Regions from separate parts of the Homo sapiens genome. Here regions 1 and 3 are each linked to region 2. The links are chromatin loops, found by intact Hi-C in ENCODE. Cell type or tissue: CD4-positive, alpha-beta T cell. All regions are shown on one strand. Links, peaks and the distances in the headings refer to the core of each region. The heading gives the core; the rest is flanking DNA.

Region 1 (9,870 bases), core at 1,329-9,328, 100 kb before region 2:
TACAAAAAATTAGCCGAGTGTGGTAGCGGGTGCCTGTAGTGCCAGGTACTCTGGAGGCTGAGGCAGAAGAATGGCGTGAACCTGGGAGGCGGAGCTTGCAGTGAGCCGAGATCGTGCCACTGCACTCCAGCCTGGGTGACAGAGCGAGACTCCATCTCAAAAAAAAAAAAAAAAATGTCATATAGTGATAGAAATAGTCATAGGGTATCCAGATGAAACTCTGGCTGTACCTAAGGCATGAACACTCATCAGGGCAAGCCAGTGTGGTCTGGCTGGAAAAGGGATGCTATTGGGAGGTGACTAAGCTGAGAGTGGGGAGGCTGGGGAGATTCATTGTACTGAGTGCCTACTGCCAGATATTCTGGAGCTTTTATCCCAGTGGGAGATGCAGACAAAAACAGGTAAACAAGAGAATGCAGATAGAAGTAAGAAAAATAAGGCAAGGGAAAGAATGGAGGGGAGGGACACGTGAAACTAGTTGCAAGTGATATGAAGGAGCCTTCCGTGTGCAGAATTTGAGCATGGACCTTATGGGCAGAGGAAACAGCATAGATAAAGTCCTGAGGCGAGCGTAAGCATTGTGTATTTGAATAACCATTGCGAGGAACAGTGACTATTTTTCTACTAGATGAGATGTGTGGGTTTCTCCCATCTAGGCACTTCCTTGGAGCTGACTAGAGAACAGATACGGCTTTTTTTTTTTTTGAGACAGAGTCTCGCTCTGTTGCCCAGGCTGGAGTGCAGTGGCGCAATCTCGGCTCACTGCAACCTCCACTTCCCGGGTTCAAGCGATTCTCCTGCCTCAGCCTCCCGAGTAGCTGGGATTACAGGCACGCACCACCATGCCCGACTAATTTTTGTATTTTTTTTAGTAGAGATGGGGTTTCACCATGTTGGTCAGGCTAGTCTCGAACTCCTGACCTCAGGTGATCTGCCTGGCTCAGCCTCCCAAAGTGCTGGGATTACAGGCATGAGCCACCACGCCCGGCCACAGATATGGCTTTATAAGTCAGCCAGTGTGACTTGGGACAACTAAAGTTGGAAGGCTTCAGCCAGCTGTCATTAAAGGAAGGGTGGGCCCTTGGTCTGCAACTGCCAATTAAAGAGATTATAGGGTGACAGTGACAGCAACATTGCAACTGAAAGGGACAAGCAAAGCTTGCTAGTCAGTGTGAGCCTAGAGGTGGCTTAGAAGACAAAGGCGTCTCACATTATGCTCCCACTCACACACATACACCTTAGTTTTGTGAGGTGTGCAGGATAGTTTTCATCTTCATATTGCACCTGTGGAAACAGAAGTGAAATGACTTACTCAAGCCATATAGTAAGCAACCAGCTAGGCTAAGACCCAGTTTCCTCATCCCCAATCGACTGCTCTTCCCTTTATTTATTTATTTACAGACAGAGTCTCACTCTGTTGCCCAAGCTGGAGTGCAGTTCGAGGCTGCAATGAGCTATGATGGTGCCACTGCACTCCAGCCTGGGTGACACGCTACACTGGGCAACAGATCGAGAACCTATCTCTTACTAAAAAAAAAAAAAAAAAAAGGTAGAAAAAAGTCTGTTTGTGCCTTAACTCTATTCCACTCAAAATCTATGCCCAACTTGTCCTATTTTCTTTTCTTTTTTTTTTTTTTGAGGCAGCATCTTGCTCTGTCACCCAGGCTGGAGTGCAGTGGCACAATCTCAGCTCACTGCAAACTTTGCCTCCTGGGCTCAAGTGATGCTCCCAACTCAGCCATTCAAGTAGCCGGGACTATACCACCACAGCTAGCTAATTTTTTTTTTTTTTTTTTTTTTTGAGATAGGGTCTTGCTCTGTCGCTCAGGCTGGAGTGCAGTGGCACATTTTTGGCTCACTGCAACCAGTGGCACATTCTTGGCTCACTGCAACCTCTTGCTCTTGGGTTCAAGTGATACTCCTGCCAGCTAATTTTTGTATTTTTTACAGGCATGATCCACCGCACCTGGCCTGAGACTCCATCTCCACAAAAAAAAAAAAAAAAAAAAATTAGCCAGGCATGGAGTGGGCGCACCTCCTCGGGAGGATGAGGTAGGAGGATAGGTTGAGGCCAGGAGTTCAAGGCTGCAATGAGCTATGGTGGTGTCACTGCACTCCAGCCTGGGTGACAGAGCAAAATCTTGTCTCCAGAAATAAATAAATTAAAATAAAATTGCATAAGATTATATTCTAAGTAGGCCGGGCGCAGTGGCTCACACCAGTAATCCCAGCACTTTGGGAGAGTGAGGCGGGTGGATCACGAAGTCAGGAGATCAAGACCATCCTGGTTAACATGGTGAAATCCCGTCTCTACTAAAAATACAAAAAATTAGGCGGGCGTGGTGACCGCACCTGTAGTCCCAGCTACTCGGGAGGCCGAAGCAGGAGAATCGCTTGAAATGGGAGGCAGAGGTTGCAGTGAGCTGAGATTGTGCCACTGCACGCCAGCCTGGGCAACAGAGCGAGACGCTGTCTCAAAAAAAAAAAAGTTATATCGGAAGTACTGCCTGAAACTATTCAGTCCAGAAGTCAGAAGCTTTGGGCTTGGGCCAAATCTAGCATACTGCCTATTTTACTGATGGCCTGGGAACTAAGAATGGCTTTTATATCTTTTAAAAGGCTAAAAAAAAAAAATGACCGGCGCAGTGGCTCATGTCTGTAATCCCAACACTTTGGAAGTTCAAAGTGGGCGGATCACCTGAGGTCAGGAGTTCAAGACCAGCCTGACCAACATGGTGAAACCTCGTCTCTACCAAAAATACAAAAATTACCCAGGTGTGGCCAGGCGCGGTGGCACATGCCTGTAATCCCAGCACTTTGGGAGGCTGAGGCGGGTGGATCACGAGGTCAGGAGATCAAGACCATCCTGGCTAACACAGTGAAACCCCGTCTCTACTAAAAATACAAAAAATCAGCCGGGCGTGTTGGTGGGCGTCTGTAGTCCCAGCTACTTGGGAGGCTGAGGCAGGAGAATGGCGTGAACCCAGGAGGCGGAGCTTGCAGTGAGCCCAGATCGCACCACTGCACTCCAGCCTGGGTGACAGAGCGAGACTCTGTCTCAAAAAAAAAAAAAAAAAATTACCCAGGTATAGTGGCGTGCGCCTGTAATCCCAGTTATTCAGGAGGCTGAGGCAGGAGAATTGCTTGAACCCAGGAGGCAGAGGTTGCAGTGAGCCGAGATCATGCCACTACACTCTAGCCTGGGCAACAGAGTGATGTGGTCTCAAAAAAAAAAATCAAAATAATGTTGTGATTATTGTGAATAATTTGATTATGACAAGTAAAATTGTATGAAATTCAAAAATCTGTGTCCACACAAAAAAAGTTTTATTGGAATAATTTTTTATTTTTTATTTTTGGGAGACAGAGTCTTGCTCTGTTTCCCAGACTGGAGTGCAGTGGTGCAATCTTGGCTCACTGCTACCTCCGCCTCCCGGGTCAAGTGATTCTCCTGCCTCAGCCTCCTGAGTAGCTGGGATTACAGGCGCCTGCCACCAGGCCCGGCTAATTTTTGTATTTTTAGTAGAGATGGGGTTTCACTATCTTGGCCAGGCTGATCTTGAACTCCTGACCTTGTGATCCACCCACCTCGGCCTCCCAAAGTGTTGGGGTTACAGGCGTGAGCCACTGCGTCCGGTCTTTTTTTTTTTTGAGATAGAGTCTCACACTGTCACCTGGGCTGGAGTGCAATGGTGCGATCTCAGCTTACTGCAACCTCCACCTCCCAGGTTCATGTGATTCTCCTGCCTCAGCCTCCTGAGTAGCTGAGATTACAGGTGCACATCACCACATCCAGCTAATTTTTTGTTTTTTTAGTACAGATGGGGTTTCACTATGTTGGCCAGACTGGTCTCAAACTCCTGACCTCGCGATCCGCCCACCTCAGCCTCCCAAAGTGCTGAGATCACAGGCATGAGCCACCGCGCCTGACCTTTTTTTTTTTTTTTTTTTTTTTTTTTTTTTAAGACAGAGTCTCACTCTGTTGCCCAGGCTGGAGTGCAGTGGCACGATCTCGGCTCACCGCAACCTCCACCTCCCAGGTTCAAGCGATTCTGCTGCCTCAGCCTTCCGAGCAGCTGGGATTAGAGGTGTGTGCCCCCATGCCCGGCTAATTTTTGTATTTTTAGTAGAGACAGGGTTTCACCATGTTAGTTAGGCTGGTCTTGAACTCCTGACCTCAGGTGAGCCACTGGCCTCGGCCTCCCAAAGTGGGAATAAAACTTTTTCTCATTTGTTTATATATATATATTTTATGTCTGCATTGCACTCCAGTCTGGGCAACATGCGAGACTCCATCTCAAAATAAATAAATAATAAAAAATAAAATAAAAAAGCTTGCTGGCCCCTGGGCTGGACCAGTAGCTCCCCTTCTATTGATGGGAAATTTGAGGCACAGAGAAAATGAGTGGCCTAAGATCATACACAGAGTCAATGGCAGAAATAACTCTGGCTCCCTATTGGTGCTCTTTTCACTTCATTACCATATAAAAGCAGCTAAACAAAGGTTTCTCAGCTTCTCATGACAATGGCTACTTGGTCCTTTTATATGCCTCATCTCTGCTCATTCTCACTCTTGTCTAACCTAGGTTCTAGCAGCTGCACACAGATGCAGCTGTGACCTCGAGAGGGCAGCACTCGTTAAGATGACTCCAAAATACAATCTCTTATCTGAGACCCAAAAATAGAGTGAATATATCGTCCTGTCCTAACGAAAAAAAGAAAAATGCATTAGAAAGTGTCTCAACTGCTTCTGATGATGATATATATGCATTCACACCAGTGTAAATGTAAGAGGTTTTCCTTTTTTTTTTTTTTTTGACAAATTGTCAACAAAGGTGAATTCAAGCACAAACAATCCCCACATTTAGCTAGACTGGAAAGCACTGAGGCCACATCAGTGGCAAAGGCAAGACAGGCATTTGAGAGAACCACCCAGAGAAACTTTTTTTTTTTTTTTTTTTTGAGACAGAGTCTCGCTCTGTTGCCAGGCTGGAGTGCAGTGGCTCGATCTCTGCTCACTTCAACCAACCTCCGCCTCCCAGGTTCAAGCAATTCTCCTGCCTCAGCCTCCCAAGTAGCTGGAACTACAGGCACACGCCACCACGCCTGGCTAATTTTTTGTATTTTAGTAGGGACGAGTTTCACCATGTTGGCCAGGATGATCTCAATCTCCTGACCTCGTGATCTGCCTGCCTCGGCCTCCCAAAAGTGCTGGGATTACAGCTGTAAGCCACCATGCCCGGCCCCCAGAGATACTTTTAAGTGTTTCCTGAGCACTGGGGGAACATGAAGAGGGAGAAAATTAGATCTCAGAGAGCCCAAGGGACAGTTTTAAGTAGACTCGTGACCCAGGTTTGTCCTTTTCTGAGTAGACTAGAGGTTCCATCTCTTTATTCTGGGATGTCCAGTAATAAAATGGGGCTAGTAGGGCTTGCAAGCAATGAGGTATTTATGAAGTACAATTAATGTATGCAAAGGGCTTTGAGATCCTTCAGATTAAAAAGTGTCCTGTGCAGGTGCAAGATGGACTGGTGTTGCTGTGAGGGCAAATATATTTTGTGGGTGTTACCATTGTTGTTGAACAAGGCAGTGGGGGAAAAAGTAGTTAAGATTATGTGGCACGATCCTTCAACATGACCCAGAACTGGGCCATAGGAAACTTGTACAGACTATCACATCAGATGATGGAGAGAAACATCACTGAGAATGCATAAATCCCCGGAGGCAGAATGGTTAATTTCGTGAGGCACAGTCATGTCTAGACAAATCTGGTGGGGCTATTTAGAAAAACACATATGGTACTTCTGGCTTTACAAGGAAGGGGACCAAGTCACATTACTCAGCAAATATCTTTCCTTAGTCTGAACTTGGCTTCTAAGATTTTCTGAGAACTGAGCTTTTTTTTTTTCTTTTTTTTGAGATGAAGTTTCGCTCTTGTTGCCCAGGCTGGAGTGCAATGATGTGATCCCGGCTCACTGCAACCTCTGCCTCCCGGGTTCAAGCGATTCTCCTGCCTCAGGCTCCCAAGTAGCTGGGATTACAGGCGACCGCCACCACACCCAGCTAATCTTTTAAAAAATATATTTAGTAGAGACGGGGGTTCACCATGTTGGCCAGGCTGGTCTTGAACTTATGACCTCAGGTGATCCGCCTGCCTCTGCCTCCCAAAGTGCTGGGATTATAAGCGTGAGCCACCACGCCTGGCCTGAGCATTTTTTCTAAATAATCTTGAAAGGCCTGGTGCTGGGTTAATAGCAGGAACTAGGCTAGTAGCGTAATTAAACATCCCCATATTGCAACACTTAAACATATGGGAATCCCAATGAGTTCCTAATGTATAATTCCTAAATTTAATCCTAAATTGTTCCAATGAATCCTTTTATATGACCTTGGCTAATTATGTAATATCTTAATCTCCAGTGGTAATGATAAATGTGAAAATGATGGCGTGAGTTGATTCATTTCTCCTTGCAGATATTCTATCAGGACCAATGATAAGGGCTTCTAGAAATAAAACCTCAGCAGACAGGAAACTGCCTTCAAACTTCAGCAATCAAGAATATTACTTACTTTAGTCCCTGGAATGCATGAGACAATGGAAATGCACTGAATTAGATTTTTACAAAATTTTTATCAGCTAGAACTTTGGTTCAGATCACTCCTATAATATTCAGGAAGACCATACAGACTTATCATGAAAATGAATAGTTCAGTTTACTTGGGGTATGATTAGTTAGGAAGGAATTAAGAAATCCGTAGCAGAAATATCCATACATTTAAAAGTTAATTCTGGCCAGGCACAGTGGCTCACACCTGTAGCCCCAGGACTTTGGCAGGCTGAGGTGAGTAGATCACCAGAGGTCAGGGGTTCAAGCCAGCTTGGCCAACATAGTGAAACCCGTCTCTACTAAAAATACAAAAAAAATTAGCCAGGCGTGGTGGCGTGTGCCTGTAGTCCCAGCTACTCAAGGGGCTGAGGTGGGAGAATAGCTTGAACCCGGGAGGTGGAGGTTGTAGTGAGCTGAGATCATGCCACTGCACTCCAGCCTGGGCAACAGAGCGAGACTCCATCTCAAAAAAAAACAACTTAATTATGTTACACAGAAAAGTTACAACTCTAATGCTGCATTTGCTTTGGAAATTATAAGCTACCAAGAAGAAAGAAAAGAAAAAAGACGGCTAGGTGGGTGCAGTGGCTCTGACCTCAGCACTTTGGGATGCCAGGGCAGGTGGATTGCTTGAGCCCAGTAGTTTAAGACCAGCCTGGGCAACAGGGCAAAACCCCATCTCTACAAAAAATACAAAAACTAGCAGGGCAGCGTGGTGTGTGCCTCTAGTCCCAGCTACGTGGGAGGCTGAGGGGGGAAGATGGCTTGAGCTCAGGAGGTGAAGAGGTTGCAATGAGCTATGATCATGCCACTGTACTCCAGCCTGGGTGAGAGAGTGAGATCCTGTCTAAAAAAAAAAAGATAAAAATAAAAAGATGTAATATAACACTCACGTGCCCAGCATTATAAATGTAATTCGGGATTTAATTTATGACATAAAGCTAATTGACTTCACAGCTTTGTATGCTGTCTTTTTTGAACTCCTGGCCTCAAGCGATCCCCCCACTTTGGCCTCCCAAAGTGCTGGGGTGACAGGCATGAGCCACTGATCCTGGCCTTTTTATGCTTTTAACAGTTCTATAGGGCCAGGTGCAGTGGCTCACGCCTGTAATCCCAGCACTTTGGGAGGCCGAGAGGGGAGGATCATTTGAGGTCAGGAGTTTAAGACCAGCCTGGCCAAAATGGTTAAACCCTGTCTCTACTAAAAATACAAAAAAAATGAGCCGGGCGTGGTGGCGCACACCTGTAATCCCAGCTACTCAGGAGGGTGAGGCAGGAGAATCACTTGAACCCAGGAGGTGGAGGTTGCAGTGAGCCGAGATTGTGTCACTGTGCTCCAGCTTGGGTGACAGAGTGAGACTTTATCTCAAAAAACAAACAAACAAAAAAACAACACAGACAGTTCTGTAATACTATATGGTTTTATAGGGCAAAACTATTTTGTAAAATATTATTATACTCCATCCATGAATTTCAAAGCAGTTGACAGAATCATTAGAGTCTTGGTGTATTCCTCTATGCTTTTAAAAAAATCCATTTAAGAAATAAAAAAGCCGGGCATGGTGGCTCACGCCTGTAATCCCAGCACTTTGGGAGGCCGAGGCATGTGGATCACAAGGTCAGGAGATTGAGACCATCATGGCTAACACGGTGAAACCCCATCTCTACTAAAAATACAAAACATTAGCTGGGCATGGTGGTGGGCGCCTGTAGTCCCAGCTACTCGGGAGGCTGAGGCAGGAGAATGGTGTGAACCCGGGAGGCGGAGCTTGCAGTGAGCCAAGATTGTGCCACTGCACTCCAGCCTGGGCGACAGAGCGAGACTCTGTCTCAAAAACAAAAAAAAGAAAAGAAGTAAAAAAAGCCGGGCGTGGTGGCTCATGCCTGTAATCCCAGCACTTTGGGAGGCCGAGGCGAGCAGATCACGAGGTCAGGAGTTTGAGACCAGCCTGGCCAAGATAGTGAAACCCCATCTCTACTAAAAATACAAAAAATTAGCTGGGCGTGGTGGGGGGCATCTGTAATCCCAGCTACTTGGGAGGCTGAGGCAGAAGAATCGTTTGAATCCGGGAGGTGGAGGTTGCAGTGAGCTGAGATCACGCCACTGCACTCCAGCGCTGGCGACAGTGCGAGACTCTGTCACAAAAAAAAAAAAAAGAAGTAAAAAAACTCAGTGGACTTTATCCTCATATTAACATAAACAGTTTAAATAGTATTTCTCAGATTATAAAGCACGTTTACATCTATTATCTGATTTGATTGAATGTTCAAAACAATCCTGTGGGGTAGATGTGTTATATATACTTAATAGATTTAATAAATTTCTAAAATTAACTCAATGAATATTTGTCGAGCAACTACTGTTTGCCAGGCACTAGTCTAGAAGATGACCATTCAGACAAAAAGAAAACACACCAAGACCCTACAAAAATGTTTATGTAACTTGCCCAAGAACACAGAAGGTGAATCCAATCATTTTGACTGGTGTATTCTATCATTTTTTCTATCTTAATTTGGAAAAATGAAGCATAGATTTTTTTTTTTTTTTTGAGACGGAGTCTCGCTCTGTCGCCAAGGCTGGACTGCAATGGCGTGATCTCGGCTTACTGCGACCTCCACCTCCCAGGTTCAAGCAATTCTCCTTCCTCAGCCTCCTGAGTAGCTGAGACTACAGGCATGCGCCACCACGCCCAGCTAATTTTTGTATTTTTTTTTTTTTTTTGGTAGAGATGGGGTTTCACCATGTTGGCCAGGCTGGTCTTGAACTCCTGACCTCAGGTGATCCACCTGCTTTGGCCTCCCAAAGTGTTGGGATTACAGGCGTGAACCATGGTGCCCAGCCAGCATAGATAATTATCTTGACTCTGTCTCTTGGTAAATTTGTGGCATTTCTGGCATGGACTTGCTCAACCACATTTGCTTGCCAGCATCTGCCCCCATACATTCCATCCTCCAGTCCTCTACTAGCTGAACTATCGAAAGCCAGTTCCTTTGCTTATGCAGCCCTTCCCTCCTACTTCAGGGCTCAGGTCATCCTGTCAATTCTTTCCACTCTCCAACCCACATCCATTCCCTACTCCCAGACTGGGCAACACAGTGAGACCCTGTCTCTACAAAAAATTTTAAAATTAGCCGGGGGTGGTGGCATGCTCTTGTATTCACAGACACCTGGGAGGCTGAGGCAGAGAGGGGAGGATCCCTTGTACCCAGGAGTTAAAAGCTGCAGTGAGCCATGATCACATCACTGCTGGGTGACAGAGCA
Region 2 (10,567 bases), core at 1,531-9,530:
GCTGAGGTGGGAGGATTGCTTAAGCCCAGGAGTTTGAGGCTGCAGTAAGCTATGATCCCACCACTGCACTCCAGCCTGGGCAACAGAGCAAGACCCTGTCTCCAAGGGGGAGAAAAAAAGAAAGAAAGAAAATGCACCAGGCAGGCCATTTGGTGGGAATGAAGCCGTTACAGATTTTAATAGTTGCAAATCATGCTTTCTTCTTGTGTTTCTGCCTTTCGGAGCACAAACCTCAATATTCTATCTGAATTTTTTGAAATATTATTAAATGTCTGTGCACATTTAAATTAAGACCAAATTGAGCTTAAAATGAGATATGTTCCTTTGAGATATGCAGAATATATGGAGACAGCTATTATGAGTCCTGGGTAGTTTCTGAGTCCACCTGAGTTTCATGTGAAAGTACATCATAGTCTGATTGATCGAAAGGGGTAACATTAGTTGAGCTACCATTGGAGCCATCAGTCTGGACTCAGAAGTGAGATGTATTCTGACTTAACTCAAGGTCCCTGAAATTGAGTTTTTAAAAATACCAGTGTTGTTGACATTATCAGTAATGTTCAATGGCTGGCTCTAAATGCTTCATTTCAGTAAAGTTGATTAAATATTAATTTTTTGGATGGCTTTGTTTTACATTAAGAAAAAAGAACACACAGTAGTTTCCTATAATTGTTATCAACAAAACCTTGAGCGTTCCTGCCCTAGACCAAGTTTATAAATGGAGCTTCAGAGAAAGGCTATGATAAATTAGAAATTAAGCCATTGCTTTTGACCATAAAAAATAGAGGCTGGACGTCGTGGCTCACACCTGTAATCTCAGCACTTTGGGAGGTTGAGGCGGGCGGATCACCTGAGGTCAGGAGTTCGAGAGTAGCCTGCCCAACATGGCGAAACCCCGTCTCTACTAAAAATACAAAAATTTGGCCAGGCATGATGGCGGGCACCTGTAATCCCAGCCACTTGGGAGGCTGAGGCAGGAGAATTGCTTGAACCCAGGAGGCAGAGGTTGCAGTGAGCCGAGATTGCTCCGCTGCACTCCAGCCTGGGTGACAAGAGTGAAACTCCATCTCAAAGAAAAAAAAGAAGAAGAAGAAGCCGTAACAATCATTTCTGTTTGTCACTGGGGACCATGCAATATCAAAAGATAATTTAAAACATATTGCTTTAATCTGTTTTCATAGTTACTCTTATATCTAAAATTTCCGTATTTAGACAGTTGATTTATTGTGTTAGTATGAGAGGGGCGAAATGCTAAATATCTTATAAAATGTTGAAAAGTAAATGAAATTAAACAATGAAGGTGGACTATTTTCAGCTGAGTTTTTATGTCTATTTCAGAGTATAGTTTTATACGCCAAATTGAGAGCCTGCTACGTAATTTTGGAAACTAGGATTAGGCTCAAATAATTAATTACCATTTTTGCTGGGGTTTAAAATCTATTTCTGTGTCAGTGATTATTTTTAAAACAAATCAGGCCAAGTGCAGTGGCTCACGCCTGTCATCCCAGCACTTTGGGAGGCTGAGGCAGGAGGATTGCTTGAGCCCAGAGACCAGCCTGGGCAACAGGCTGGGGGGGTGGAAAAACTAGCTAGGCATGGTGGCATGCACTGGTGGTCCCAGCTACTTAGGAGGCTGAGGTTGGAGGATTGCTTGAGCCTGGGAGGTTGAGGCTCCAGTGAGCCATGATCCTGCCAGTACACTCCAGTCTGGGTGGCAGAGCGAGACTCTGTCCCAAAAACAACAGATCACCTTAGCAAAGATATCTATCTATTTTATTTTTTCTATTTTATTTTTGAGACAGGTTCTCTCACTGCCATCACCCAGCCTGGAGTGCAGTGGCGTGATCACAGTTCACTGCAGCCTCAACTTCCCATTCTCATGCTATTCTCCCACCTCCGCTTCCCAAATAGCTGAGAATACAGGCGTGCGCCACCATACTTGGCTAATTTTTTGTATTTTTTTTGGTAGAGATGGGGTTTCAACATGTTGCCCAGGCTAGTCTCAAACTCTGGGGCTCCAGCGATCCTCCCACCTTGACATCTTAAAGTGCTGGAATTACAGGCATGAGCCACCCTTCCCAGCTAATTTAGCAGATTTAAATCAGTTTATTTTTAATTTTAAAGGTTAAACAAAGTGTTACTTTAGCCTTAATTTTTTTTTGAAACGTTTATTTAGCCTTTGTATTCCTTTTTTGCTTTAGAGTTAATAAGGGGTGGCTATTTCTGAAGGTGTTTATGATATTTCAGTTTATGTGAGTATTCAAGCCCATTATTTCAGACATTTTGTTTTTTAAATGTAGATTTTTCCATGATATATAAATATGCATTAAAATACTGTCTTCTCTTTTTACTCGGCCCCCATTCCACTTACAGAAACAGAAAGTGAAAATGAATTTCGCCCCTTGGATGAAAGGATAGATGAATTTCACCCCAAAGCAACAAGAACTCTCTTTATTGGCAACCTTGAAAAAACCACTACTTACCATGACCTTCGCAACATCTTCCAGCGCTTTGGAGAAATTGTGGTATGTTGCTTTTACTATGTAAACAATTTTAGGTCTTTGTCATAACACATAAAGCATAGTACAGATTATATTTGGAAAGGTGATATTTAATGGTGTAATGAATGAACATTGTTGTGTGCTTTTAGCTCTTGCTAAAAGATAATCCAGAGAATCCCATTGGGTATGGTTCTATATACGTGTGTAAAAATGTAATATATGTCCTTTGTTTACACATATATATTTTCTTACCTCTTTTTTTTTTTTTTTTTTGAGACAGAGTATCACTCTGTCTCCGAGCCTGGAGTGCAGTGTCATGATCACGACTCACTGCAGCCTCAACCTCCTGGGCTCAAGTGATCCTCCCATCTCTCAGTCTCCTGAGTAGCTGGGACTGCAGACATGTCCCACCACGCCCAGCTAACTCTTGTGTTTTTTGTAGAGGTGGTGTTTTGCCATGTTGCCCAGGCTGGCTCTTACCCATTTTTATCTTTCTTTGTTCATTGGGTTCTGTTTTAATGCCATCTCTAGTCCTGTGGATTGAAAGGAAAATCTGGAAGAGAAAAATGTTTGTAAAAATGAAGCAGCAGGCTGAGCATGGTGGCTCACACCTATAATCTCAGCACTTTGGGAGGGTGAGGTGGGCAGATCACTTTGAGCTCAGAAGTTTAAGCCCAGCCTGGGCAACATGGTGAAACCCTGTCTCTATAAAAATACAAAAATTAGCTGGGCGTTGGTGGCTTGCTCCAGTAGTCCCAGCTACTCAGGCGGCTGAGGCTGGAGAACCACTTGAGCCCAGGAAGCAGAGGCTGCGGTGAGCCGAGATCACGCCACTGTACTCCAGCGTGGGTGACAGAGTGAGACCCTGTCTCCAAAAATAGAAGCAGCAAATTAGTGTATGATTGTTTTGTGATCACAGTGCACATCAGAAATACCTTGGGGATTACTAGAATATGGATGTCGTCTGCTAGCAGTTTAATTCTATTAGGAAGTCTTAATTTGAATCACTTTTTATATTATGCAAGTCATTGTTAGATTAAGGGGTACAAGAAGTTTTCTGTTCCTTTATGACTTAAAATTAGAGTCAGTTTAAAAATGAAAATATTTTGGTCACAGCTTTGTAATCTTGGGATATACTATTATTATTTTTTTAGACAGAGTTTCACTCTTGTCACCCAGGCTGGAGTGCAGTGGTGCGATCTTGGCTCACTGCAGCCTCCGCCTCCTGGGTTCAAGCGATTCTCCTGCCTCAGTCTCCTGAGTAGCTGGGATTACAGGCGCCCGCCACCATGCCCAGCTAATTTTGTATTTTTTAGTAGAGGCGGGGTTTCACCGTGTTGGCCAGGCTGGTCTTAAACTCCTGACCTCAGGTGATCTACCTGCCGTGGCCTCCTAAAGTGGTGGGATTACATGTGTGAGCCACCATGCCCAGGCTGGGAGATAACATTTTGTAAGATATCAGCCTTTCTCATCTCCTCAAAATCTTTCATAGAATCGTAACTTCTGTAGAAATCTGCACATGCCTTCTTTCTTGGTTCAGCCACAGCAAACTTATAGAGAACCACAACCCCCAATTAATGCTCCAGCAATATGATATTACAGATTCTTGGCCAGAAAGTCACACATCTGAGGTTTCATCAAAGCACTGGAAGCCCTGGTAGTTAGTTATTGTCCTTGATAGGTATGACAGCCCCACCCCAATGTCCTTCCTTGCTGATGGAGAAATGGATGACCTCATTTTCAATTATTTTGATTTGTCAAATTATTTTGGTTTTGTGGGAGTAGCATATACTCTAATTGCAGTTCTACTGCCTACCTAGATGGGTGGTATGGAATTCAGTAACCTATCTGGGCTCCAGCTTCTTTTGTCTTTAGACAGTTATCTGTTATTTATTTATTTATTTATTGATCTTTTAATTTTAAAGGTTAAAGAACAAAGATTTATTAATCTTCTCAGATATCATATTTTATTTTATTTATTTATTTTTAAGACGGAGTTTCACTTTTGTCACCTGCGCAATGGCGCGATCTTGGCTTACCGCAACCTCTGCCTCCCGGGTTCAAGCGATTCTCTTGCCTCAGCCTTCAGAATAACTAGGATTACAGGCATGTGCCGCCATGCCTGGCTAATTTTTGTATTTTTAGTAGAGACAGGTTTTCACCGTGTTGGCCAGGCTGGTGTCGAACTCCTGACCTCAAGTGATCCGCCCGCCTCCACCTCCCAAAGTGCTAGGATTACAGGCGTGAGCCACGGTGCGCAGCCAGATATCATATTTTAAATGGCCTGGCCCCTAATAACGATTTTAGATATTGCAGAAGGGAATTATTTCTTAGGATTTCATTAAATAGCCTGCCTTTTCTTTATTATCGTTAAGTTTCTCTTAATGCTGTTAGTATGGATTTTAAATTTTGAATTTTGAATTGCAATGCTGTTGCTCCTCTGCAGAGAGCTTCACATGAGAAGGATTTCATGGTTTGTGACAATAAATGCTATATGTTTTATAGCAAACTAGTAACTTACCATTGTATTAAGGTGTACAGTTTTTTTAACTAAGTAAATGATGATTGAGAACATGACTTTTTTGAGAAATAAATACCCTATATGGACTTGGTTCATTCTAATTTATTTTCTTGGGCATATTGCTAAGTTGTATTCATTGGTTTTTTCAGGATATTGACATTAAGAAAGTAAATGGAGTTCCTCAGTATGCGTTTCTGCAATACTGTGATATTGCTAGCGTTTGTAAAGCTATTAAGAAGATGGATGGGGAATATCTTGGAAATAATCGCCTCAAGGTAAATGAATTTGCATAAATTATTGTGCTGTTATGATTTGCTTTGTTTTTTAAGACTTGAAGGGTTTTTTTTTTGCATATGCCTTATTATTTAAGATCCTACTAAGACAGATAACCATAAAAGTGATATACTTCTTTGCATTCCTATCCTATTATATACTGTAATCTGATTAATATTCGATTAGCCAGGCAGGATTTTTTTTGTATATTCCTATTTAATTTTAACCAGATGTTTCCCACTTGAGATGTTGATTTGATAAGATTACTATAGAAAACCAGTTTTCTGAGAATTCTGTTGTAGTTGAATAGTAATTGTGAACTTTACTAATAGAAATTTTGCCTTTTATATTCAGCTGGGTTTTGGAAAGAGCATGCCTACAAACTGCGTGTGGCTAGATGGGCTTTCTTCGAATGTGTCAGATCAGTATTTAACACGACATTTCTGCCGATATGGGCCTGTGGTAAAGGTAGGCGGGAGGTTTTGGTATGTGGTTCAGACTTCTGACTCACTCGTCTTGGTATTCTCTCCTTTCAGTCTCAGTTGGCTAGCATTGCCTATTTCTTTAATAACGAGCACATTAAAATTATGTTTGCTAAGATTTGGTCAATAAGGGCATTTGCATCTGTTGCCTTAAGTTATGAGTATTTTGAAGAAACTATTTTGAACTAGCCAAGGTGATTAATTTTGAAACTATTCTCATAGTATAAATAGAATGAAATAGAAATGTTGCTTAGGGATTTTTATAATTTTATCTTACATTAAAATTAGATAGTCTGACTATATAGTTATTCACATTTACACTAAATATGTAATTAGACTTTTTTAAATGAGGGGAAGTTCACACAACAGAATATTCATCTAACCAATGATTTTTATGTAATACATCCATAAGCAACAGGAAAAGGGTCTCCAGACCCAATTCAGTGTGTGAAGGTAAAGCTTTGGTTCCTTAAAACTATGTTTACTCTGTGGTAGGTATATTGTATACCCTTGACAATGCTTTTTTTTTTTTAAATTTATTTATTTATTTTTAATTGAGACAGAGTCTCACTCTGTCACCCAGGCTGGAGTGCAGCGGCGGGATCTCAGCTCACTGCAACCTCCGCCTCCCAGGTTCAAGCGATTCTCTAGCCTCAGCCTCTTGAATAGCTGGGATTACAGGTGTGTGCCACCACGCCTGGCTAGTTTTGTATTTTTAGTACAGATGGGGTTTTGCCATGTTGGCCAGGCTGGTCTCAAACTCCTGACCTCAAGTGATCCACCTGCCTCGGCCTCCTAAAGTGCTGAGATTACAGGCACTGCGCCTGGCAGACAATACTTTAAATGTAGCTTTTGTTGTTTAGAGAAATACACATCTTAAAGATTGCCTGTATAAAAAAATCCACAGCCTTAAGACAGTTATGCTACTTGTAGCCAAAGTTCACAGAAATTCTTTGTTGTTCTTAATTTTTCCTTCCTTTCAAGGGTGTTTTTTGCTGTTGTTGGTTTTGCTTTTTTGTTTTGAGCCAAAACAAGACGAATACTTTACTGAAATACAATATAGTGGTCAGTAAACATGGAAAACAAAGTAAAATACAGAAGAACAAAATAAAGGCATAATATCTCAAGCCATAATGTCTATGATTCTAAACAGTCCCTGCACATTTTCATTTTATTGTGTTCACTACAGTGTGCATCACACTTTTTTTTTTAATAGAATAAAATATATAAAAATATATTTTTTCTCATCCGTGTCCTTGTGGCTTAGGATTTTGTTGGGACTGACACTAAGTCCAGTGGATGAGGCTCTTACTTGTTTTTTGTTTGTTTGTTTTACAGGTGGTGTTTGACCGCTTAAAAGGCATGGCCCTGGTTCTCTACAATGAAATTGAATATGCACAAGCAGCTGTAAAAGAGACCAAAGGGAGGAAAATCGGTGGGAATAAAATTAAGGTGTGCAGAATGACTTTAAACAGAAGCAAAACAAAGTCCTATTCAAATCTCACCCTCTTGGGCTGGGCGTGGTGGCTCACGCCTGTAATCCCAGCACTTTGGGAGGCCAAGGCAGGTGGATCACCTGAGGTCAGGAGTTCGAGACCAGCCTGATGAACATGGTGAAACCACGTCTCTACTAAAAATACAAGAAAAATTAGCCGGGCTTGGTGGCGCGTGCCTGTTAATCCCAGCTACTTGGGAGGCTGAGGCAGGAGAATTGCTTGAACCCAGGAGGCGGAGGTTGCAGTGTGCTGAGATCATGCCGTTGCACTCCAGCCTGGGTGACAGAGTAAGACTCCATCTCCAAAAAAAAGAAATCACCCCGTTAATAACTAGCATTTTGTAGGCTGCCAGCCAGGGGAGTGGTTTACAAGACACGTATGCTGTATCATTAGTGTTTAAGGGGAATATTACAATTTTATGCTCAGCTACTTGTGGGCACAGCATCTTTAAACCATTAGCCACAGATCCTTCCCTAAAAATCTTCTCATTCAAAGAAGTGTGCTTCTCAGTGTTCGGGTGCTGATGCTCACACAGACACTCTCATCGCAGGCTTGACCACAGTTATGGGTATCTGACACCCAGGGCCTCATAGTATCAGTCCAGCATCCTGAATGATATGTCTTTCTTTCCTTTCCTACTCTCCTGAAGAGTGGGTAGCCACTTAAAGCATAACTTTATGTCCAGTGTATGTTTTTAAAAACTTGTATTCATGGTAGTTTGAAGGAATTTATGCACTTAACTATGAAATAACTATGATTGTTAGGTTGAAAAAAGTATTTTAAAAATAAGATGATAAGCTATTTGATAGCTGATGAGCATCATATGCTTTAGTAACTTTGAGGCCCAGCTGTGAATAAAGTTTAAAATGTTCATCCATATTTTGTTTTATATTCTAACTGTAGTTTTGGCAACAGAGATTGCTGGATTTAGTTGATCTGATTACTTAATTGCCATTTCAGTTTTCCATTTTGCTTTTTTCACTCCTTCACAATTGGGTTTGAAACTTTATAAATTTCATTCTTTTATCACGGTTTATACAGAATTTGAGAGATTTCAGGTTAATATAGTTTCAGTGATGAGGACTGTTTTACTTGAGATACATTGCTGTTTCCTGAAATTTTCTCAGAAGGGCTATGTTGTGAAGAATTTACAAATCTGATAACATTTTTCCATCATTAAAATTTGAAACTTGCATCAAACACCTCTTTTTTTTTTTAAAGGTGGATTTTGCAAATCGGGAAAGTCAGCTGGCTTTTTATCACTGCATGGAGAAATCTGGTCAAGACATCAGAGACTTTTATGAAATGTTAGCCGAAAGAAGGTATGTATTTTAAACTTACCAGTGTAGCTTGAGTTTTAATAGTTTTAATACAGAAACTTAAGATGGCATTAAATTTTATTTTTCACTCTTTACCCCTACTTTCATCTTCTAGAATAGAGAATGCTTCTCTTTTATCACTTCATATGGAAACACAGGTTTATTTTTTTGAATCTAGTTTCCAGGTAATTCCTATGGGTTTGGAGCAACCTGTCTGGATTTCTCACTGAATGCTCCTAGAACTTGAAAGAGTTACTGTTTTGCCAGGTGATAACTTTATGTACTTTTTTTTTTGAGACAGGGTCTCACTCTGTCACCCAGACTGGAGTGCAGTGGCATGATCATGGCTCACTGCAGTCTCTGCCTTATAGGCTCAAGTGATCCTCACACATCATCTTCTTGATTAGCTGGGACTACAGACACTTGCCACCACGCTGGAGTAATTTTTGTAAAGATGGGTTTTCTCCATGTTGTCTAGGCTGGTCTTGAACTCCTGGGCTCAAGCATTCTGCCCGCTTTGGCCTCCCAAAGCGCTGGGATTACAGGTGTGAGCCACCACACCTGGTCTGCTTTATGTACCATTAATCATAAATACAAATCATCTTGCTTACAGTTACTTCTTAAAGTAAATGTATTAATATATGTTAGAGTGCATTATAAACTTTTAAATGGCTACATATTTAGTAATGACAACAACCAGGTTGTATGTGCTCATACATTTAACTTAAAAAATAAATAAATAAATAAAAACTTCCAAAAGAATATCAAGAGCTTTATTTTAAAGTTGAATCTCTTAAATAGTCAAAGTGAATCAATAAGCCAAAGCATATGTAAACTGGCAACTTTGGCAATGTGCAGGGCAAACCTGATTTCCTCTTGTTAATACTTTCAGTCATGGTTATGTAGTATTTAATATTTTTTCTGCTGAACAGACCGAAATATAGTAAAACATCTTAAGATAATGCCACCAGATTCTTCAATAGCTGATTACTTTTGAAAATGGAAATTTGGTCCATATTATCAAGCTGTTTTTCCAGACATACCTCTGATTAAGTTTCCTGGAATGTTCCCACTAGGTCTCCACCCCTATATGTGTTAGACAAAAGGTTTGTGTGAAAAACGCCTTTAGACACTTGAGTTCAAAGTATGAAAAGGGCTCCATGGCAAGATGAGCCAAGTCAGGGTTGTGCTGCCACAAGCCCTGTTGAATGCATTCCCTTTCTACTGCCTCTTCTTGCCAATTCATTTTTGTTTAAATGATAGCAAGTATTAATATATATTAATTTCTTAGTGGAATATTGTACAACAGTCGTTGAATACTTTGTGCTTTTTTTTTTTTTTGAGATGAAGTCTTGCTCTGTGGTCTAGGCTAGAGTGCAGTGATGCGATATTGGCTTACTGCAACCTCTGCCTTGCTGGTTCAAGCGATTCTCCTGCCTCAGCCTCCCGAGTAGCTGGGACTACAGGCGCATGCCACCATGCCCGGCTAATTTTTGTATTTTTAGTAGAGACGGGGTTTCACCATATTGGTCAGGCTGGTCTTGAACTCCTGACCTCGTGATCCGCCCGCCTTGGCCTCTCAAAGTGCTGGGATTACAGGCGTGAGCCACCGCACCCGGCCTACCTGGTGTTTTTAAATGAAAAATGCTCCCTACGGCCAAATTCTCAAAAGCTCAAACTTGTCAGGTTTTGATGGTTTCTCACCAGATCAGAATCCAAATCACAAAGCTTCAAAGATCAATACTCCTTTAGCTAGAAAGTCAGGCTCGATAGACTGTTTTCTCAGTTGTGTGAGTGTAAGAGAGTGAAAGTGAGCGTAAAATTATGTGGCCACATGCAGGAGAATGTGTGTGTCTCATGTCAAGAGAGAAAAAAATTCTCTATCCTGGCTTCCCAAGTAGCAGTTTGAAGTCATTGTTAATACAGTAAATGCTTACAAGGAATTCTTATCTATATGTGAGTGGAAAGTGTCCCG
Region 3 (10,567 bases), core at 1,351-9,350, 47 kb after region 2:
ACAGAGTGAGACCCCGTCTCAAAAAAAGAAAAAAGATTTAAGAAATGTTGAATAAATGAATGAATGATTTCATTAATGAGGCTGCCATGCATTCGAAGTATAACAGATACAGTGTGACAATTAAAATGAGGCATTTACCTAGCAGTTAGCAGACTTTTTTCCATTTAAAACTTTCCCTACAGTATTATCTTTAAGATTTCCAACTATGAACATTAACTGTATAGGATATAAACACCAACTATGAAATACATATGGCAGAAGCCAACATCAGATTTTATATTTCCTATTCCAAATAGGATTAAGCTAAGATTCTGTAAAACTTCACTGGGAAAAAACTAAACGAGTAAGAATATTTTAGAGTAATATTTTGGGGATCCTGAAGCTGTAAGTTGGGCCTGGATAATCAGTGGTCAAGACTCAATGTCTCAGTTTCCAGTGAGTTTTAAAAACGGATGCGGAAGTGCTGTCCTACAGCAGAGTTTTTAGAAGCAGCCCAGTGAGGATTAGGAGAGGCTCAGGGGCCCAGGGCTCGCCCTTCAACAAACAGCGCTGCTGACCTCCAGCCCCTCAAATCCCTACCACCTGCGGCAGCGATCAATCAGCAAAGCTGCTCCCACCCGCCAGCCGCTTTGAAGTGCAAACTTCTGAGAGAAACCTGGAGACCACCCCCAAGTGTGACCTGGCTCCTGGTCCTAGTAAGACCAGGGAGGTGGGGGGAATGGGATGGAGACGGAGGCACAGCTAGTGACGACATGGGGTGACGACATGGGGTGGGGGTCCCAGTGGAGAAGTATATTTTACGATGTTAATATATATGCTTTATCAGTAAACCGGGAGAGGTGGCGCGTGCCTGTAATCTCAGCACTTTGGGAGACTGAGGCAGGAGGATTGCCTAAGTTCAGGAGTTGGAGACCAGCCTGGGCAACATGGTGAGATCCCGTCTCTACAAAAAATCCAAAATAATTTAGCCGGGTGTGGTGGCAGGTGTCTATGGTCCCAGCCACTCGGGAGGCTGAGGTGGAAGGATCACTTGAGCCTGGGAGGTTGAGGCTGCAGTGAGCTGAGATTGTGGCACTGCTGCTCCAGCTCGGGTGACAGTGCGAGACCTTATCTTGAATAAAATAAAAAATAAAATAAAATGAAATAAAAATTGTGATTCCTGATAAGGGACTGTGGGTGGAACTGTGCCCTGTGCAGAGAGGAAACTCAGCCTTGCTACTAACAGCTCCATCTGCTGAGACTCCAGAGGAGGTTACTGGCAAGAGAAACTCACGGGCTGGTTGCTTCCCTTGCAAATAGACCATAACCCACAGCAGCCATGAAGGGAGTCAGGGCCAGAGCTGCTGTGGTGCCGCACGCACAGTGTTTCATGCCGCCTCACCAGTGCTCACAATGATCCTGGGAGGGGGGACTAATACAGTCACCCCCATTGAGCAGATGAGCAAATCACAGTTTAAGAAGTTGTTGCTGACCTAGGTTGCACAGCCCTGCCCACATTCAAGGCCAAATCCATCACACTCTAAAAACTGTGCCCTTTCCGCTATAGAAAAGGACAAAACTTCTGTGGACAAACAGAATACCGGGTTCAACAGATCCTGAGCCTGTACCAAATGGACAAATTCTCTGTCATCACAGGCACATAACAATCTCTCTTCCTTATACTAATGAGTGCGATAAAACATCGTATAAAACCCAGCAGTGGTTGGCTACGGTGGCACATGACTGTAGTCCCAGCTACTCGAAAGGCTGAAGCAGGAGGATCACTTGAGGCCGGGAGTTCAAGGCTGTAGTGAGCTTTGATTGCACCTATGAGTAACCACTGCACTCCAGCCTGAGCAACAGCGAGACCCTGTTTCTAAAAAAAATAAAAAAATAAAGCAAATCCAAGGCTGGGCACAGTGGCTCACACTTGTAATCCCAACACTGTGGGAGGCCAAGGCAGGCAGATTGCTTGAGCCCCAGAGTTTGAGACTACCCTGGGCAAGATAGTGAGAACCCATCTCTAAAGAATATATAAATTAATTAATTTTAAAAGACTCACACAATCCAGAAGTGAACATTACTAAGCATTAATATATTCACAGTTTGCTGCTGCCAGATGAACTGCAAAATGAAAACTATGAAACAACTCCATTTCTGGCAAAGGTGCCCTGGCCAATTCTCCCACCGCAAACAGCCACAAATGCTGACTAAAAATGATAAGACATCTTTTAAAATGCATTAAAGATTGGGAATGATAGTAAGAGGAGTTAAAAATAAAATAAAATGTATCAAAGAACTGATAGGTCAGTAAGTAATACTGAGAGGTCAAAACACATCTAAACAAGGGTTGAAATCCAGAGAGCAAGTGGAGCTTTGAAACCAGGTTTCAAGAAAAGACATTTGCAGAACTGGGCAAGCTTGAGCCCCACCCTCCACCCCATCCCCAGAGGGAGGTCTCACTGAACCTTGGTGGAAAGAAGACAATACAGAAACTGCCTATATCAAATCTTGGTGCTGAACAGAGGAGGGAAAAATCTTCCCTGAGAATGTATAATGATTAGCAGTCCCCCAAAAGGACTACAGCCCAAATTTACACCTTATGAAACACATATTTCAGGCAGATGAAAGTGATCCCAGAAAGAAAAGTATTAAATGCAAGAAGGAAGGAAGAACAATGAAAGTAGTATATATATAAGTGAGCAAACCTAAACAAATGCTGAACTAATGATGCTCATAAAAGTTGTAAAAGGACTGGCACAGTGGCTCACACCTCTAATCCTAGCACTTTGGGAGGCCAAAGCAGGAGGAGTGCTTGAGCCCAGGAGTTCAAGACCAGCCTGTCTTTACCAAAAGAGACCCTGTCTTTACCAAAAAAAAAAAAGTAAAAAGTAAAAATTAGCAGGGTGTGGTGGCGAGTGCCTGTGATCCCAGCTACTCGAGAAGCTGAGGCAGGAGGATTGCATAATCCTAGAAGGTCCAGGCTGCAGTAAGCTGCGATTGTGCCACGGCACTCCAGCCTGGACAACAGCGAGACCCTGTCTCTAGAGAGAAAAAAAAAAAAAGGTTTAAAAAGAACTAAAATGCACACCCACAGAATAAAAGTGGAAGAGAAAGTGATAGCAATTAAAGTGTTCTCAGGTCCTCACTGTTTGAGAGTAAGGTATAAAGACACTGACTAAATTTAGACTTTGATAAGTTATGTAAATTGAAAGCTATACCACATTTATGGATCAGATGACTCAACATCATAAAAATGTCAGCTCTACCCAAATTTATATATTATAAACTCAATGCAAATTCTAATAAAACATACCAACAATTTTTATGGCATTTGACAAATGTAATCTAACATGACAATGGGGCCAGGCAAGATGGCTCACGCCTGTAATCCCAACACGTTGGGAGGCTGAGGTGGGAGGATTGCTTGAGCCCAGGAATTCAAGACTAGCTTGGGCTACATGGTGAAACCCTGTCTCTACAAAAAAGACAAAAATAGCTGAGCGTGGTGGCGTGTGCCTCTAGTCTCAGCTACTTGGGAGGCTGAGGCGGAAGGATAGCTTAAGCCTGGGAGGTCAAGGCTGTAGTGAGCCAAGATCACACCACTGCACTACAGCCTGGGTGACAGAGCGAGACCCTGTCTCAGAAAAAAATAAAATGAAAATGGAAGAGCAATGGGCCAAGGATTTACTAGACACCAGTTCACCAGTTTTCTAAAATGATGTATTTTACAAGTCAGTGTGGTATTTAAACAGAGAACAGGCCGGGCACGGTGGCTCACGCCTATAATCCCAGCACTTTGGGAGGCCGAGATGGGTGGATCATGAGGTCAGGAGTTCAAGACCAGCCTGGCCAAGATGCTGAAACCCCGTCTACTAAAAATAAAAAAAAATTAGCCAGGCGTGGTGGCACGCATCTGTAATCCCAGCTACTCAGGAGGCTGAGGCAGGAGAATCGCTTGAACCTGGGAGGCGGAGTTTGCAGTGAGCTGAGATCGCGCCACTGCACTCCAGCCGGGGCAACAGAGTGAGACTCCGTATCAAAAAAAAAAAAAAAAGAATTTCTGCTCATCAAAAACAAAAAACAATATCCTACAGTGAAAAGACAAGCCACAAACTGGAAGTAGGTAGTTATAACACATATAACTGACAAAGAATTAGTATCCAAAATAAGAAATAAAAAACAAAAAACTAACAAAATGTCTACAAACCACCCAATAGAAAAATGAGCAAGACAATCTGTTGTTTCCGAGAAGATGAAATCTGAATGATCAGTAAGCAACGAAAAGATGCCCAACTCAGAACCAGGAAAATGCAAATCAAAACCACATGAGATGTCATTGTACGCCCACCAGATTAGTAAAAATGTTGAAGTCTGAAAATACCATTGTTGAGAGGATATGAGGCAAACGGAATTGTTGAAGGGTAAACTGGGGAAACAGTTTTGGCAACAACTTGGCATTATTTGTTAAGTTGAAGACGCACATACCCTGTGACTCCACTCCCAGCTGCAGTCCCTGGAGAGGCTGTGCATACATGTCCCGGGAATGTGAACAGTGGCACTGTTTGTCTCAGCAAAATACTGGAAACAACCCAAATGTCCACCAGTAATAGAAAGGATAAATAAATTCTCATACAATGGAACATTATTCATCTGTGAAAATGAAATACCACTCTATGCAACGTGGATTAATGTCAAGGCACTGAAGAAAACAATATGATTATATTAAGTTCAAAAACCTGCAGAATTAAACGGTACATTGTTTAGCAATACAAACACATGGTAAAACTATAAAGAAAAGCAAGAGTGATAAAAGCAAAACTCAGGGATGACTTGGGCCGGGTGAGATCAGGGAGGGGACACAGGGGACTCCAAAGGTAACAGTAAGTTCTTTTTGGAAACTGGGTAATGGGTACATGGAAGATGTTTCTTGTATCCTTATTCTTTACACTGAACACATTCTTTTGTATGGAGTCAACATTTAACAAAAACGATTTACAAAATTAAACAAGTTCTTTCTTACTTTAAATCATTTGCCAAGCATTAATTTGGGCTGCTGACTGAGTCACAGTAACGGGGGAAAATCCCTGAGGGGCCCACATGGCCCCGAGACTACAGAAATGAGAAGTGCTTTGCTCTCTGAGCTCTGGTGATACAGCTTCCCATGGGGCAGGCTGGCGAAATTCGAGTGGAGCCTGCCACTCGGGACAGGAAAGTGACTGCTTAGGTTAATAAGTTCCAGTATAGGAAGTGGTGCGGCTGGGGTGGGGAGAACAGATTCTACTGCCAGACCTTTCAAGACCAGAAGCTGAGTAGATTTTTGATGTTACAATGAACCCACTAAGCCTGCTTTCTGGCCCGCTCTCCACTCGCAGCGGGAATTCCCACCTCTGAGCCTCTGTCCACACTGCTGTTTAGATATGAGTGAACAACTCTCAGTTCTAACCATGCCCTTTGCTTCCTTCCTTTGAAGCCCAGCCCTACGAACCATCTCTCTTCAATTCATAACAAGCACGTTTGAATCCAAGAGCCTAAGCCCCAGTTTTCTACACGTATCTGTGCTGACTGCATTACTGAGGTCAACCTTAATCACCCTGGGACTGTCAAACTATTGATGTCCATAAGGATTCTCTGTGCTGGCATTCCACACACACGCAGCAAGGTTCAATGAGCCACAGTACTTACTCTCTGACCTCTATTATTTCAACCATTTAAAAATTGTGGCCACGGGAGGCTGAGGTGGGAGGATCGCTTGAGCCCTGGAGGTCGAGGCTGCAGTGAGCTATAATCCCAGCACTGCACTCCAACCTGGGCGAAAGAGCGAGACCCTGTCTCAAAAATTAAATTAATTAATTAATTAATTAAAAAACAAAAAAAAAAGCCGTGGCCAGCAAAAGAAGTAGATTATGATCTCCAGGACAATATGTTTTGTACATAAAATGTATTTGGAGTTTTTTGTTTTCATTAAAGTTGAGGTCCCTCCCTACTGTGATGTCAAACCCAACAATGGGTCACCCCACAGGACACCACCCCTGCTCGCACCTGTAATCCCAGTCCTTTGGGATGGCGCAGGTAGGTGGATCACTTGAGCCCAGGAGTTCAAGACCAGCCTGGGCAACGTGGCGAAACCCTATCTCCACAAAAAACAGAAAAATTAGCTAGGTGTGGTGGTGTGTGCTAGTAGTCCCAGCTACTTGGGGGGCTGAGTCAGGAAGATCGCTTGAGCCAGGGAGGTCGAGGCTGCAGTGAGCTATGACAGCTCCACTGCTCTCTAGCCTTGGCCACAGAGCAAGGCCCTAATTAAAAAAAAAAAGTGTTATATGAGGCTGGGTTTGGTGGTTCAAGCCTATAATACCAGCACTTTGGAAGGCTGAGATAGATGGATTGCTTGCGCCCAGGAGTTTGGGACCAGCCTGGGCAACACGGCGAGATTCTGTCTCTACCAAAAAAAAAAAAAGTTTCCTGGGAGGAGAGGGGGGTAACTTACTTTCCACAGGTACACGCTTGAGAACCTTCTGATTTTTCTACCTTGTGCATGCATTCCCATAGTAAATGTTGTTTTCTTCCTAAACTCTGCATATTTTCTTTTTTGACCCTCAAGAGTCTTCTATCAAATAACAGTAATTATGGAGCCAGGGACTCGACTAAGCACTTTACATGCATGACCTTATTAATAATTCCACCCAATAAAGTTATATTCAAGGTAACTATTATCCACATTTTACAACTGAGGAAACTGAGGGTTAGAAAGGTCAAGTACTTTGCCCAAGGGCATACAGCTAGTAATTATAAGAAGCAAACATAAGCCCACATACGCCTGGCTTAGGAGTTTGTGTTCCTAACTGCTACCCTATACTGCAGGGGTTTCTTAACTGGGGGTGATTTTGTGCCAGGAGATATTTGGCAATATCTGGAGACATTCTGGGGTGTCACCACTGGAGAAGAGTTACCACTGGCATCTATGGGGAGAGGCCAGAGACGCTACAGAAACCCACCCCCCACAACAAAGACTTATCTGGCCCCAAATGTCAGAAGTGTCAAGGTTGAGAAACCCTGCTATACTGGAACAAGACAAAAAGACAGAGAAACCATCTTCTGACCAAAACTCTCACAGTTAAGGTCAGAGTTCACCATGTCTATTTCCCATATGACAGCCAAATGCCCAATAAACAAGAAGCATGCTCAGCCCTCAATTACATGGAGTTTTCTCCAGCCCCAAATGCCAGTTCCTCCTCAGCCAATCAAGGCTGATCATCCACTCATCCGACACTTGCTGAGCGCCAGCTGTGTGCCAGGAAACAAGCTACACAGTGGCAGTACCAGGATAAATAAGACCCTGTCCTGCATCCAAGATGCTGGCGGTCTCATGGGAAGGCAGGCAAGGAAGCCTCGGATCATAATTGAGGTGAAAATGTGTTAATAGAGATCAAAAACAGGATGCTAAGAAGTCGCAGGGGAGGGGCTCCAAACTCACTTGGGTTGGGGGAACTGGGAATGGCTCAGAAAAGGCTTCCCAGAAGCATCTGAACTTGAAGGAATTAAACAGGCAGAGAGAATCCTCAAAACACCCCTTACCAGATCTCTCAGGATATGGTCTCTGAGTAGCCAAGGTTTGATGACTTTAATTAGAAAGCTTGGGGGAACTCTCCCAGAAAACAGAAGGGGCACAGAGTAGTCCTTGACTGTCCATGCACAACCTGGATAGCCCCTGCCACAGGGCAGGATGGCAACCTGGCGTCCCCACAGGTTTGGGCCTTCCTCAACTTCAAACCTGACTGGCCTCCAGCTTCCAACCAGCCTGTACCTTGCAGCAGGAGGTAAGTAACATTTCATAAATGTCCACTATACCAGGGGTTCCCAACCCCTGGGCCACAAACCACTGCTGGTCCGTGGCCTGTTAGGAAGTGGGCTACATGGCAGGTGAGTGGCGGGCGAGTGAGCACGCAAGTGAGCGAAGCTTCAACCTGTATTTACAGCCGCTCCCCATCACTTGCCATTACCACCTAAGCTCCGCTTCCTGTCAGATCAGCAGCAGCATTAGATACTCACAGGAGCTCAATCCCTATTGTGAGCTGCACATGTGAAGGATCTAGGTTGTGAGCTTCTCATGAAAATCTAATGCCTGATGATCTGTCACTGTCTTCCATCAACCCCAGATGGGATCGTCTAGTTGCAGGAAAAGCAGCTCAGGACTCCCACTGACTCTACATGATGGTGAGTTGTACAATTATTTCATTATATATTACAATGTAATAGTAATAGAAATAAAGTACATAATAAATGTAAGGTGTTTAAGTCAACCTGAAACCACCTCCCACCCCCCACCCCTCAGCCCCCTTTCTGTGATAAAATTGTCTCCTACAAAACCGGTCCCTGGTGCCAAAAAGGTTGGGGGCTGCGGGCCATGCCACGGCTGGTGGTCCTAGGTGCACGGGGGCCGAGGGGGCACGAGGCAGTAGTGTGGGGACTCCAGGTCCCAGAGGCCGCTCATGGGGTGGGAAGTGTGAGGCCGCTGCCTGCCTGGGCCTCGGAGGGTGGGGGGAGCAGGGCAGGGAGATGATAAATTGACCATTATCTCAGGATGTCTCTTTCTGACTGCCAATATCTTCGCCATCGCCAGCATCACCAACCCAGACTGGCTCAACACCAGGGAGTCTGTGGGAGCACTCACTGTGGGCCTCATGGGACAGTGTCAAACAATGCGTGGACGAGAGGGGATGTGCATCCCTCCCCAGCTTCCCCTGGAGTGGGTCACCATGCTGTTTTTTATCATCATGGGAATCATTTCATTGACTGTAAAATTCCCCTTAGACAGACGGAGGCAGCTAGGACTCTGGAGTCAGGTGTGAATCTGCCCTCCCATTGATTGTCACATGTGGTTTGCTGGTGGCTTCCCACTGGGGAAGAGAAGCTACAAAATATGTTCGATGGATAGCATTCACTGGGATGATGCTTTTCTGTATGGCTGCCGTCATATTTCCAATAGGATTTTACATCAATGAAGTCAGAGGTCAACCTTATAAATTACCCAACACCACAGTAGTTGGGTCATCATATGTACCTTTTGTCTTATCAATTTCTTTACAATAGTAGGACTTCTATTTGCTGCCAAGTTTATTTGCCAAGCTGATAAATGTCTAAATTGCTTGACTCTCACTTATTTTTGAAGGGTGAGGAGGACAAAGGCGAGACATCTGAGCAGCCCTCATGGGAAGATGCTCACATGAAACTGATGCTGAGAAGGAAAAATAAAAAAAGTTTTGATTTGCTCTCACTATGCACTTTGGACTTAAAGAAGAAAAAAAAAAAAAAGGAAGAGCCTTTTTGTTTTATTTTTGAGACAGAGTCTCACTCTGTCACCTAAGCTAGAATGCAGTGGCGTGATCTCAGCTCACTGCAACCTCCGCCTCCCGGGTTCTCCTGCCTCAGCCTCCCGAGTAGCTGGGACTACAGGCACCCACCACCACACCCAGCTAATTTTTTTTTTTTCTCTTGAGATGGAGTCTCGTTCTGTCACCCAGGCTGGAGTGCAGTGGCGTGATCTCGGCTCACTGCAACCTCCGCTTCCCAGGTTCAAGTGATTCTCTTGCCTCAGACTCCTGAGTAGCTGGGATTACAGGCGCCTGCCACTGCGCCCAGCTAATTTTTGTATTTTTAGTAGAGACGGAGTTTCACCATGTTAGCCAGGATGGTCTCGATCTCCTGACCTCGTGATCCACCCACCTCAGCCTCCCAAAGTGCTGGGATTACAGGCGTAAGCCACCGCGCCCAGCCAGGAGAGCCTTTTCCATAACCAAATACAGACAATACTGACTAAATCTCCTGAGCATATTCAGGCAGTCAGGTCTGCACTGTGATAGCAACCTAGAGAAGGAGAATGCTTTCTACTGAAAAGCATGTGGCCCTTTGTGACTCTGTTGTTCCATTTTTAATATCTAATGATTCAATAGAGGGAAAAAAAAAGTCTAAGTAGTTATGTATCATGGTGGACCAGAGGGATGCAAGAGAAGTTCATGTGGGGCTGGCCTCACCTCCTGAGAAATCAGTGTTCACAACTTCCTTGTAATAGTATGAGCCTTTGGCACCATTACTGCACCAAGAAGCCAATAGATCAAAACTTGTTTGCTAAAATGTATGTAAAAATTCTGAAATTCCCTATTCTGTGTGTATGAAAAAAAAAAATCAAACACTAAGACACATGTTTTGGGTAGGTAGGTGGGTGGGTGGGGGAAATCTCTCTCTCTCTCTGTATGTGTGTATGTATATATATATATGTACATACACACACAATATATATATATACACACACTATATATATATACACACTATATATATACACACACACTATATATATATACACACACACTATATATATACACACACACTATATATACACACACACTATATATATACACACACTATATATATATACACACACACTATATATATACACACACACTATATATATACACACACACTATATATATACACACACACTATATATATATACACACACACTATATATATACACTATATATATAAAATATATATTTTGCTGACAGAAAAAAAAAAACGAAAAGGTTGGGGA

The links. A loop is a pair of places that touch in the nucleus more often than their neighbours do. Peaks named below come from ENCODE experiments on the same cell type or tissue, not always from the same donor. Only the 100,000 strongest peaks of a DNase experiment are listed, where the experiment ranks them.
Region 1: it touches region 2 in a loop (4-fold over the local background); 29 of 110 quality-filtered maps call a loop at or near these places.
Region 3: it touches region 2 in a loop (3-fold over the local background); 7 of 110 quality-filtered maps call a loop at or near these places.

The regions. Positions count from the first base shown.
Region 1 is chr1:15,811,086-15,820,955 of GRCh38, forward strand. No RefSeq gene overlaps it. Among named protein-coding and RNA genes, the nearest start is that of UQCRHL, 8.4 kb to the left of the region's middle. In CD4-positive, alpha-beta T cell, for the core only: CTCF peaks have their summits at 4,635 (motif pointing right) and 4,834; a DNase peak (open chromatin) is centred at 4,616.
Region 2 is chr1:15,913,755-15,924,321 of GRCh38, forward strand. It overlaps SPEN (spen family transcriptional repressor), which reads left to right. Exons shown (of 15, transcript NM_015001.3): 6 at 2,374-2,525; 7 at 5,172-5,297; 8 at 5,650-5,763; 9 at 7,116-7,229; 10 at 8,495-8,595. Among named protein-coding and RNA genes, the nearest start is that of ZBTB17, 57 kb to the right of the region's middle. In CD4-positive, alpha-beta T cell, for the core only: no CTCF peak of the experiment used is centred there; DNase peaks (open chromatin) are centred at 2,421 and 5,757; H3K4me3 peaks cover 605 bases.
Region 3 is chr1:15,961,094-15,971,660 of GRCh38, forward strand. All of the region lies in intron 2 of ZBTB17 (zinc finger and BTB domain containing 17), which reads right to left. It overlaps LOC124903855 (a long non-coding RNA gene), which reads left to right. Exons shown (of 3, transcript XR_007065486.1): 3 at 1-6,550. Among named protein-coding and RNA genes, the nearest start is that of ZBTB17, 9.7 kb to the right of the region's middle. RefSeq lists enhancers at 71-944, 4,388-4,557, 4,840-5,029. In CD4-positive, alpha-beta T cell, for the core only: no CTCF peak of the experiment used is centred there; DNase peaks (open chromatin) are centred at 2,968 and 5,218; H3K4me3 peaks cover 753 bases; H3K27ac peaks cover 1,213 bases.